Linked DNA regions of Mus musculus: region 1 is linked to region 2. Evidence: chromatin loops called from intact Hi-C (ENCODE). Cell type or tissue: heart. All regions are shown on one strand. Each heading gives the region's core, and the rest is flanking DNA. Links, peaks and the distances in the headings are about the cores only. Region 1 overlaps Sh3pxd2a (SH3 and PX domains 2A). Region 2 overlaps Sh3pxd2a (SH3 and PX domains 2A).

Evidence for each region. Hi-C counts contacts between places; a loop is a spot of excess contacts. Peaks named below come from ENCODE experiments on the same cell type or tissue, not always from the same donor. Only the 100,000 strongest peaks of a DNase experiment are listed, where the experiment ranks them.
Region 1: it touches region 2 in a loop (5-fold over the local background); 2 of 42 quality-filtered maps call a loop at or near these places.

What each region holds. Positions count from the first base shown.
Region 1 is chr19:47,443,858-47,449,231 of GRCm38, forward strand. The region is part of intron 1 of Sh3pxd2a (SH3 and PX domains 2A); the gene reads right to left. Among named protein-coding and RNA genes, the nearest start is that of Gm52384, 8.7 kb to the right of the region's middle. In heart, for the core only: no CTCF peak of the experiment used is centred there; DNase peaks (open chromatin) are centred at 3,154 and 5,014; H3K27ac peaks cover 3,988 bases.
Region 2 is chr19:47,388,011-47,393,384 of GRCm38, forward strand. The region is part of intron 3 of Sh3pxd2a (SH3 and PX domains 2A); the gene reads right to left. Among named protein-coding and RNA genes, the nearest start is that of Gm36885, 37 kb to the right of the region's middle. In heart, for the core only: no CTCF peak of the experiment used is centred there; a DNase peak (open chromatin) is centred at 3,071; H3K27ac peaks cover 831 bases.

The sequences.
Region 1 (5,374 bases), core at 149-5,148, 56 kb after region 2:
CAGATGCTGCCCAGATACTAAGGACTCCATTACAGCTCCATCACCCAGATTCCACCATCCTCCCGGAGGCAGAGAGAATGTTGCAGCTTCTGCAGCCACGAGTAGGATGCACACACTCACTCCTCTTTAATGGAGCCACTGCCCTGGCTGTCCTGACAGCTTTTCCCTCTTTGAAGTCTCCACCGAGTCTTTTGCCCACTGAGAGGGAAGCTCCATACAGCCGGGGCTCTTATTTTCTTAACACAGTGGAAATATTTGGCCTTTCCCATAATATTTAGTTTTCCCGATACAATACATAGACGGCACTTTTTTTTCATGGGAGGTTTTCAACAGACTGTTGTTTATTGAAGAGCAATTAGTAGGATACCACACACTGCCAGGGAAGGCCAGCCCTGCAGATGGGTGGGGGACAAACAGAGGAGCCATCCCAAGTGTGCGCCCCTAATCCACTTATAGGGCGCACGCACGCAGGCATTTGATCCCTCCGTAATGGGTGTGATTTATGGCATCTCTCTTAAATTAAAGGGGCTTTCTGAGTCGCTCTCCTAAGACTCCCTACCCCCCAAAAAAGCAATAAATAAGACTAGAAGGAACATTTGCAAGGGAAGGGCAGGAGGTAATGCCTTCTTTTAAGAGAAAGATTTTGTTTATTTTTTTTTAACGGTCTGGTCCTAACCTTTGAAGATGACAGATAGCATGCAATCTGTGTCAACCACTCAGCAAGTATTTACTGAGCATCTGCTAAGTGAAAAACCCTGCGGAGGGTGGGGGGTTGGGGGCACGGACAGAGGCGAGGGGGGAGGAGACGCTGATGTTGCCGGGTCACAGCTCACGGTGTAACTGGAGAACTCAGACAAGCACATAATAGGCTCAGAACACCGGACCTGACGCCATGTCTAAGCCTCACTGTGATGGGGCAAAGTGAAATCGCAGACAGGAGCCAGAGAGGTGGCCCAGGGGTTAAGCGCATCTGCTGCTCCTCTATTGCAGACCTGAGCAAGGTTCCCAGCACCCATGTTCTCGGCTCACAACCAGCTGTAATTAACTCTAGTTCCAGGGGCCCCATACCTTCTTCTGGCCTCCTGGGCCACCAGGCATGCATGTAGTACACAAATGTATATGCGGATAAAATATCCATACACATAAAATTAAAATCAATCTTTAAAAAATAAATATAAATAAGTATAATTTTAAATAAAAAGAAATAAAATGACCAAAAAACAAACCCCAACCCCCAAACCAATAATAGTCAATTTCAGCAACATGAGGTGTCATGGAACAGTGATGACTGAGAATCTGGCCCAGGCCAGCGCCTGGGAAGTATTTGTAGCATCCTTTTTCCTGTCATTATGCCCAGCAGATAAACCCAGTTGGTTTCCACCTGCCAGCACGGTCACAGTTTAAACAGAGCTAAATACCAAACCTGGCTTCTGAAGGAGAGAAGCAACCCGGGAGGACTAGAGTCATTCCCCCACCATGTGAAGCAACACAACTTTCAGCCTTTCCTGGACGGTCTACAGAACCTGCCAGAGAGGCTCCCAGCTCAGTGGAGAAGGAAGATAGATAGGAAGGGCTTAGTTCAGATTAAGGGAGAAAACAAAGGAGGTTTAGTTTTGAAAAGCTGGCTGTGTTCTTCAGATAATGGAAGGTTTTAGGTTTCTGGGCCCATTAGTGAGACCTGGGTGGAAAATTATAAAAAGGACTTTCATTGCAGGCAGGAGAGATGGGTTGGCAAGGAATGAGGAAGAGATTAGAATTTATTATATCATCCAGTGGAGGTCAGATTGGTTTGTGAGGAGGAGAACCAGCAGTCTGGAAGGTCTTTGGGTAGTTACCAAGTGGGGTCAGCAGACAGGGAGTTCGTGGGAAGCCTACGTATAAACTGACAGAGCCATCTGAGAAGCAACATGGCACTACTTTCCCAAACTGAGTCATTTGGTAGCCATCCTGCCTTCCAGTCTACATGTGAGGGAAATCAGTGTGTGGAGTTTGCACTGGCAGTAGTGTGCATGGATGCTTGCCACAGTAATATTTGCATTAGAGAGCCTTGAAGGCAACTCAAGTGTCCATCAAGGGGAGAGTTGGTAAGTGTAGTGCACGTGGGCACAGAGAGCCGCGAATCAGTCAAAAGCAAGGAAGCAGATGCCAGAGAATGCACAAAAGATCTACTGGGTCAAAGAGAAGAGGTCGCACAAAGCCACCTATGCAAGCCATACAACAGATCCCACACCAGGGGATGCACGGGTTTAGATTAAACAAATCAGAGTAGACGCTGAAGAGATGGGGAAGGGGTAGAAGGGTCGGGCTGACAGGGAAAATATAGAGGATGTGGGTTCTGCCATGGTCATATACACAAAACACCTTGTAAAACAAGATTAATTTATCTGGCTGCATCTGAAGTCGGGAAAACCCAGCACGTGACCAACAAACACATCGGGCCAGGCCACGAGTCAGGCAGGTTCAGCAAATATTGACAAGTGTTCAGCTCAAGGGTTAGCAAAGCCCTTGTCCTAGGAGAACTTTTCGTCTGTTAGCCTGGGGCTTAAGTGCAGGACCCGGTCTATCCTCTCTTCATATGGTACAAATACCTCACACATGTGGGAAAGGCCCGTGTACCTTAGATGACTCCGGAAGAGACACTGGAATGGTGTCTTAAAGGAACAGGGCAGGTGAAACACATACTCCAGACAGTGGAAACAGCTTTAGCGTAAGTACAGGGAAAGAGAGAGAGAGGCCACCAAAAGGTATCCAAAAAATGCCCGCTCTGGTCTGCAGGGTGACAGGAGAGGATATGAATTGGGAGCTAGTGAGTCTAGGGCGGGGCAGAGCCTCCTGGTAGCCTCAATCAGAACTTCAATGCCAGGTTCTACTCCCAAACAGGCACTGAGCTGACCCAGGGTCAGAGCAGGTAAGCCCCGATACAACAGCTTCCCACAGAGATCTGGGAGCCCCACCTGCAACAGCACCCGCCTATAAACAGGGAGGCATGGGAGATACCCCGATTCCATATGCTTAAGGAGGTTCTGCAGGGCCGTGTTACTTGCAGCTGACCGCCTCTTAAAGGATGTGCCAGCTTTGTGCTGGCCCAGCTCCAACTAGAGGAAAAACAGAGAGTCTAACTAACTTCACACTGGAGGAAGCCAAAGCACTTGTGGACTTCCCCATCGGCTGCCCCCAAGAGAGAAGTCACATAACCCGGAGTCTCAAGGGAAGGGAGTCTGACAACAACCATGGGGACTCTGACCAGAACTTAGGAAAGGGGCTGGGGGGAGTCGGGCAATATTAAAAACAAATAAAGATGCTATTCTGTCTCTTTCCCCACCCACTACCGGAAAGAAGGTCCCTGGGGGGGGGGGGGGGGGACAGATCAGTGGAGGCCTTGTGCAGTTTCCACCCCTCCCCCACCAGCTCTAAGAGGCAGAGGAAGTGCTGAGAATAAAACTGCAAAGCAGAACCTGTACTAAAGACCCAACCTTCAATGTGCTGGCCGGGGAAGGGGCGAGGGTTCATTCACAGGAGACGGAGGGCTAGCTCCAGCATAGCCTGTACTTGCAACCAAGGGCTGGCCGTGCTAAGATCTGGGCCCCAAGGAATGAATCCAGCAACCCCAGCAAGCCATTCAAAGAGGCGACATGGATGAAAGTATTTCCTAATGAAAGCCAGTCATAAAAGAGCACCTAACAGATGACTGCATTTATATGTGATGGCTAGAAGATACTGGTCCAAAGACAAAAGGTGTGTTCATAGTTGCCAGTGGCTAGGGACCAATGGGGAGGGGGCATCATGACACATTCTGCAGTTGACTATCACAGTGCAGTTGTCTAACACTGTGAATATTAGAAGTCATTGAACTGTATAGATTTCATGGGCCATTTGCACACTATAGGAATTACATCTCAAGAAAGCTGGCCACACACACATACACACACACACACACACACACACACACGGACACACATACACACGCACACACTCCTCTTTTATTTTCTCAAAAAGTGTTTTTACTACCTTAAGAATGTCTATTTTTTCACTATCATTTCAAACACTGTCTCAGAAAGCTTTTAATGTGCAGGACCTCTAACTCCCTGCTTTGCAAATAAAAATTTCACAACAAACAGTGTGTCCTGCATGCCCTCCTGGGCACAGGGGCCAGCAGCCAGGTCCTTCCGTGCCTTCCTTCCACGTTCCTCCCAGCCTGCCTATGCTGTGCAGACTCGGATGTCTACTGTCTCCCAGAGCTTTTTTTATTACTGTGGATTTCTTCCCAGGAGTGAGCCTGTATAGGATCGGAGTCCCTCGTTTCAGAGGCCCCACTTCTATGGCTCCTGCCTTCCTTGGCTACATCCATTCCTGCTGAGCTCCTGGAAACCTGTGTATCAAGTCTTTTCCAGTTAGTGCGTTCTGAGTGGCTCTAGAAACCGCTTCCCATTACAGCGAAAGACCCGTATAAACCATGTTCTCTTCCTCTGTGACAAGAGACAACAGACACCGCACAAAGGACTGTCTGGCCTGGGGGGGGGGGTCCCTGGTTCACAGCTTCAGTCCTACCTCCAGCACTTGCTACCAGGAGGAGTTTGCTACCTTAGTTGGTTCGGATGCTAAGTCATGGGTTCAAATACATGCTAACTCCGCTCTGCTATCACAAGTACATCCCACAGCATGACAGCACCCTGTCTCCTTTCCACGGTCATTCCCAGGTTTGACTCAGGGACAGAGCAAGCTCCCTGCTCTGTGTGAACCCTATCTGACATGAAGGCCCCTCATCACGCCTTACAGCTGGCTAAGTGGTTATCACAAAAAGCTTCCTGCATGCTTTCATGCTGGCAACGATTCTCAGAGCACCCCTAACGGAAGTCCCCGTCACCATCCATCTGAGGAAACGGAGTGCCCTGGGGTAGGCGGGCATCAGCTCATAGCCAGCCAGCTAGGAAAAGGGCTGGCATTCCCTCACCTGCAGGTCACCCTCCCCCTAGAACATGCCACAGGCTCCATCCTTTGTCACAGACACCATGTGGCCCTCGCAAGTGTTCTAAATATATCTCCATCAGGCCCTGGAGGCCCCGGGGCTCTGGAAAGTTGAATCCACCTGCTGTGTCTACTCAGAGAGGGCAGGACCACGCCTTGGCAGGACGTGGCTTCCTCCTCTCGTTCAATCTTCCCAACGATGCCACACCAGAGGTTCTGTTCTGTTGCCATTTCGAAGGCGAGGGAAGTGAAGCAGAGTGTTGAAGGGACTTCCCCAGGACCACACAGCAGAGGTGCTGGCTCTGACCTGTGAGCCAGCAGTCTGGGTCCAAGCCTTGAGCTCCTATTCTCATTTCTCCCTGGAATATAGCCTCCTTCTCTTCCCTGTCTATCAGAGAGTGGCAGCCTC
Region 2 (5,374 bases), core at 142-5,141:
TCCCTGGGCCCTGGTCACAGTTGTTTGCTTTTTACATCAGTGGCTATATACACTCCTCCCTGCTCTGCAGTGACCATTTCCTCCCCCGGAGGCTCCTTGGGCCAGCAAACTCAGGATATACAGGAAATAGACTCCAGCCCCAGGATGGGCAACAGGAGATGGGTTTTCCACAGTAGTCTTTTCAAACAAGGCAGAGAGTTCCATGTAAACTTCAGGCTGCATCAAGAGGTAAGTACCCAAAAAACACTTCTGCCTACCCCTCCAAGCAGAGCCGGATATACCCTGGAGACTACTGTCCCTGGCTCTCTAACTGCCACAGGTGGAGGCCTCCTAAACAGGCAGCAGACTTTTTGTTTTGGATTATCTTTCCAGAGATAACAGCCTGTGTCCCCCCCCCCCCATGGTTTAAAAAAAAAAAAACAGGTTTGCTTCCTGCCTGTAATAAAAATGAGGGTTCCCTAATGTCTCCAATGTCTAGGCTCCCTTCCTAGTTTGCAGCCCATGGCACGTGCACATGACGTCTCAAGACAATCTTGTCACCTCACAGAAACTTGGAGGGAGGGAGAACAGATGTAAAGATGCCCCCGCCACTCACGTGGACTGTAATAAAGTCTGACGTCTCTGATTCAAGAATGTTATATTTTACACGGTTAGCCATGAAGTCAGTAAGATAAACTGGCTCACAAATAGGGTGCGACCAGATACCCTGTGTGGGTTTGTTTGTTTATTTGGTTTTGCTTTTTTTTTTTTTTTGAGACCATGTCACATGTAGCCCAGGCTGGTCTTGATCTCACTTCATAGCCCAGGTTGGCCTTGAACTCTTGATCCCCTTGCCTCTGCTGCTTAAGTGCTGGGACAGGCTTGTAATACCACACTTTGATCCATTCACAGTTTTCTACAACGCTGTTCCTATCCCTAAAGCCTGAGGTCAAGGTGACTTCCTAGTCTCCCAGCTCCAGATCTGTCCAGTTTTCAGCAACCCAGAGGCCACAGATTCTATTAATAATAATTAATAATAACAATAAATGATATTATCATGACTACTAGTAGTATCTCAATACATGATCCATGCTGGCCTTGAACTCATATGTAGTTCAGGCTAACCTTGAACTATCATCCGTCTGCCTCAGCCTCATAGAGTGATGGGTTAACATGCAAGCACCACCTCAATTCAAGAACTTTCTTTCAGAGGTATTGTAACAATTTATCACATATTTCTTTTTGTTTGTTTGTCTTGTTTTTCAAGACAGGGTTTCTCTGTGTAGCCCTGGCTGTCCTGGAACTCACTCAGTAGACCAGGCTGGCCTTGAACTCAGAAATCCGCCTGCCTCTGCCTCCCGAGAGCTGGGATTAAAGGCGTGCGCCACCACCGCCTGGCACATAGGCTTCTTTTTAATAAAACATGTAGCACGTGCCTTGAATTTCCATCACTGGGGAGGCAGACGCAGGAGGATCTCTGTGAGTTTGGAGCCAGCTTGGTCTATACAACGAATTCCAGGACAATCAGGACTACATCGAGGGACCTTATTTCAAATAAAACAAAAAACCAAAAAAAAAAAAAAAACCAAAACAAACAAACAAAAAAACTAAAAACCCATCGAGGGCAACTGAAATGGTGGCATTTATCCCACAGAATTTGTTTAGGAGGCTTCAAGCCAGTTTCTTCACACAAATCAAGTTCTTCCCATAGCTCTTTGCTGGAAACAGCAGTGCTGGCACTTGACTGTGGAGTAGCTTCGCATGGGCAGCTGCCCTCCTCCCCGGCCAGCTGCCATGCACACTCACTAGCATTTCCATATGCTTCATACGAAAATCAGTCGCTCAGGGCAACCGGCAAGCTCAATTAAGGTGCCAACAGTAATACTCTGCTTTTGATAACATACTCAGTATCTTATTTATCTAAGATGTCCCAGGACTGAAGAAGGTGCACGGCCGTTCAGAGCACAGCACCCAAGTTCAGTTCCCAGCACCCATGCTGCGCCGCTCACAACTGCCTCTGACTCTAGTTCCAGGGCAATCTGACGGAGGCACTGCATGCATACGCCAGACTGACACTCACACACACACACATGCACATGCACATAATTTTAAAGAAAAAAAACTGTGGGAAGTAATTTGGTGGTGGAGAATGTCTGGCCTGACCCTCCTTACAATGTAACAAAGCTACCTACTCCGCAGTTGTTGGAACTGCCAGAGAGGGAGTATGGTGCCTGGTATTTTTGCAACAATTCATGAGCATGTAATTATTTCAAAATTAAAAGTTAAAGCCAGGTACAGTCGTGCATCCCTGTAATCCCAGCACTCGGGAGGCAAAGGCAAGAAGGGAAAGAGTTGAAAAGTCATCCTTAGCTACACGGCAAGCTCAGAGTAGTACAGGCTCCGGCAGGCCTATCCTGGTTGGTTTTGTTAACTTGGCACTAACTAGAGTTATCAGAACAGAAGAAACCACAATTGAGAAAGTGCCTCTGTAAGACTGGTCTTTAGGCAAGTCTACCGGACATTTTAATCAGTTATAAATGTGGTAGGCAGGTGGAGGGTGTGTGTGTATAGTCAATTGTTCCCCTGGGCAGTTGGTCCTGGGGGCAGGCGAACAAGTCCTGGATTAGAAGCTAGTGAGTAGTGTTTTCCCACAGCCTGTTTCCCTTCCTGCTTTGAGGTTCCCATCCTGCTTGAATTCCTGTCCTGACCCCCTCAGTGATGGGACAGTTACCTGCCAGCTATAAGCTAAACTTTGTTCCCCAAGATGTTTTTGGTCATGGTGTTTTAGCATAGCGATAGAAACCCTAAGACAAGACCCTATTTCAAAAAGAAGGGAGGGAAGGGTATTTTATAAAAGAAAGTCAATAGCCAGTCCTGTCAGGTTCATAACTGAAGGACTATGGCGCTCTCGGACCCCAAAGAGTTCTGCATGTGTAATGATACAAAATGAAAAACACTAAATAGTTTAGTCACACACACAAAATAATTACTTGGTGCCAAGGACCTCAGCCGCTTAAGGCACGTGGGAGGCCCTTCCAGGTCACCTGACCCCAAACAGGATATGCCTAACGCTTGAGTGACAGTGACAGCTGAGGGAGGGGCCGAGGGTACTTGTGCTTGGTCTTGGGCCTGACTTGGCAGGTACAGAGGCAGCAGGGGAAGACAGAGCGGAGCCTCGCTGAGGCAGGCCGTGAGATTGCTCCTTAGCCGGGGAAAGACAGCGAATCAGAGGGTGAAGCTCTACCACGTGGGGCAGGATCGGGAGGACTTCTCTCTTTTTAAATATGTGTGTGTGGTGTGTAAGCCTCTGTGTGTGTGTGTGTCTGCCTATGTGTCTGTGCCTGTCTGTCTGTCTGTCTTTCCTCCATGTCTGTGTGTGTGTGTGCACACACACGTGCTCATGAGCGCCCACGCTTTCCTTCCACCACATTGATCCCAGGGATTGAACTTGAAAGAGTAGTAAACTCTGTGCTCCAAGGTATGCTAATCATAAAACAGATAGCCACATTCCTCCACCCACCCGCTTCCTGGGTTCAATTCAAAGAATGGCACCCTGACCATTACTGGAACCTGCAATGCAAATGTGCTATTGTTAGGGGCTCTTAGAAACTTTCTTGAGAGATAACCTGACACTTGTAACTTTGCACTTCCTTGTGACTCTTAACTGGTATTTTTGGTATTTTCCAACAACGCCCTTCCCACCTCCTTGAGTTGTGGTTTCTTCCTTTAAATACCCCCTTACTCAGCTACTCGGGGCGCCACGGTCCTCTACCCTGCGTGGTGTATGACCGTGGGCCTGAGAGCGCTCTTGAATAAAAATCCTCTTGCAATTTGCAGCAAGACCGTTTCTCGTTGGTGATTTTGGGGTGTCGCCTCTCCTGAGTCAGAATGTGGGGGAGTCCTCACGTTGTGGGTCTTTCAAACTCATTTTGGTGGCAGGTGCCACTGAGCCTTCTTCCCAGAGTTGATTTTTCTCTAACCTGGGGATGAAAGCCATCAGTGACCCTGGAGGAAGGGATGAGGAGTGGCCAGTACAGGTCCAGGCATACGGTAGTAGTTGGTAAACTGTGTGTAAATAAGGAAACTGATGAACAAATCTAAATGCAGCATATGCCACATGTCCCGCCCAACAACAGAAACATGGTAAGAGCTAGAGAGGACAGGGCCTTGGCTCAGAGCAAGCCACAGAGGTCAGCCAGGAAATAGGAGTGGCTCCCTCATTCTCACAATTCAGTTTGGAGGTTCAGCTTAGGGGAGTCCATCCTCAGACCCCCTTCTCAGGATGCCCAAGTTTCCAAATAACACTCTGCCCTTTCTCAGCCTGAGCTGTGCATATTTCTCCCCGGGACACGTACCGGAGAGCTGCCCCTTGTTTGTGGGTTCCACACCTTCTAGTTCCTTCCATGGGCTCTTCATTCCCAGAATCCAGCAAACAGGTTTTAACGCAGGTGAAAACAACTTGGGGAGCCTTACAGGCAATGCATGTACCTTCAACCTTTATACAGGATTTAATTGATATTCAAATATCAGGCACTGGCCAAACCCTGCCTCTACCACATCATTGGCTCTACTCACGGACCTCCTTCCCCTAAACCCTATTCCTGGCCTGGTGCTGCTGTATAATGTCCTGCCTGTCCCCTAAGAGGCACTGGGTACCATCAGGAGCCAACTTCTCTCGGATGAAGATTCTATCATAGGCACACTGGGTGCTCACCACCTTGCAAACCCACAGACTGGCCTGAACACGAGGTGTGCCAGACCTGGCCGGACACATCCCCAGCCTAAGTCCCGATCCCAAGATGCATTGCTCCTGTGCAGGATTTCCTACCATTGGCCTGGTAGCTGAGTGAGCATGTTAGCAAAGCCTCGAGTTCTTTGAGTTCCTCTCCTTTTGCAGCTACCAGCCAGACCCTTCAAGTCCCCAGCCATGAGCCTGCAGTCAGGTGGGCCAGAAGGAGGTAGCTGGACTGGAGCTTGGAGTATATATACTCCAAACCCTTCCCGGGCAGCACAAATGCTTGGTATGCCCCGGCCCCAGCAACTCTGGAACTAGAACTGAGCTCCTCCCTGGAGCTTTCCTAACCATGAATCCTTACCATGAAATCCCAGGTGAGACACAATGCTGCCAGAGCCCTCCTTGTGGCCGTCCGAAGCGCACGGGGTGTGTGCACCCTTACGGTTTTGTTAAGCCTTTGCTAATAGGATGAACCACCCTCCCAACTCTGGGAGAATCAGCGGTGACCTCAGACACCGTCTCAAAAGGTAAGGAGGAGAAACAACTTGGTGTCCAGAGACACACACAAGACCTACTCTTACAATGAGACCGGTGACGCGACAGTGGGAAATTCACAAAAGAGAGAACATTCCTGAGTCGCCCGCGGTTGAATCCACATCT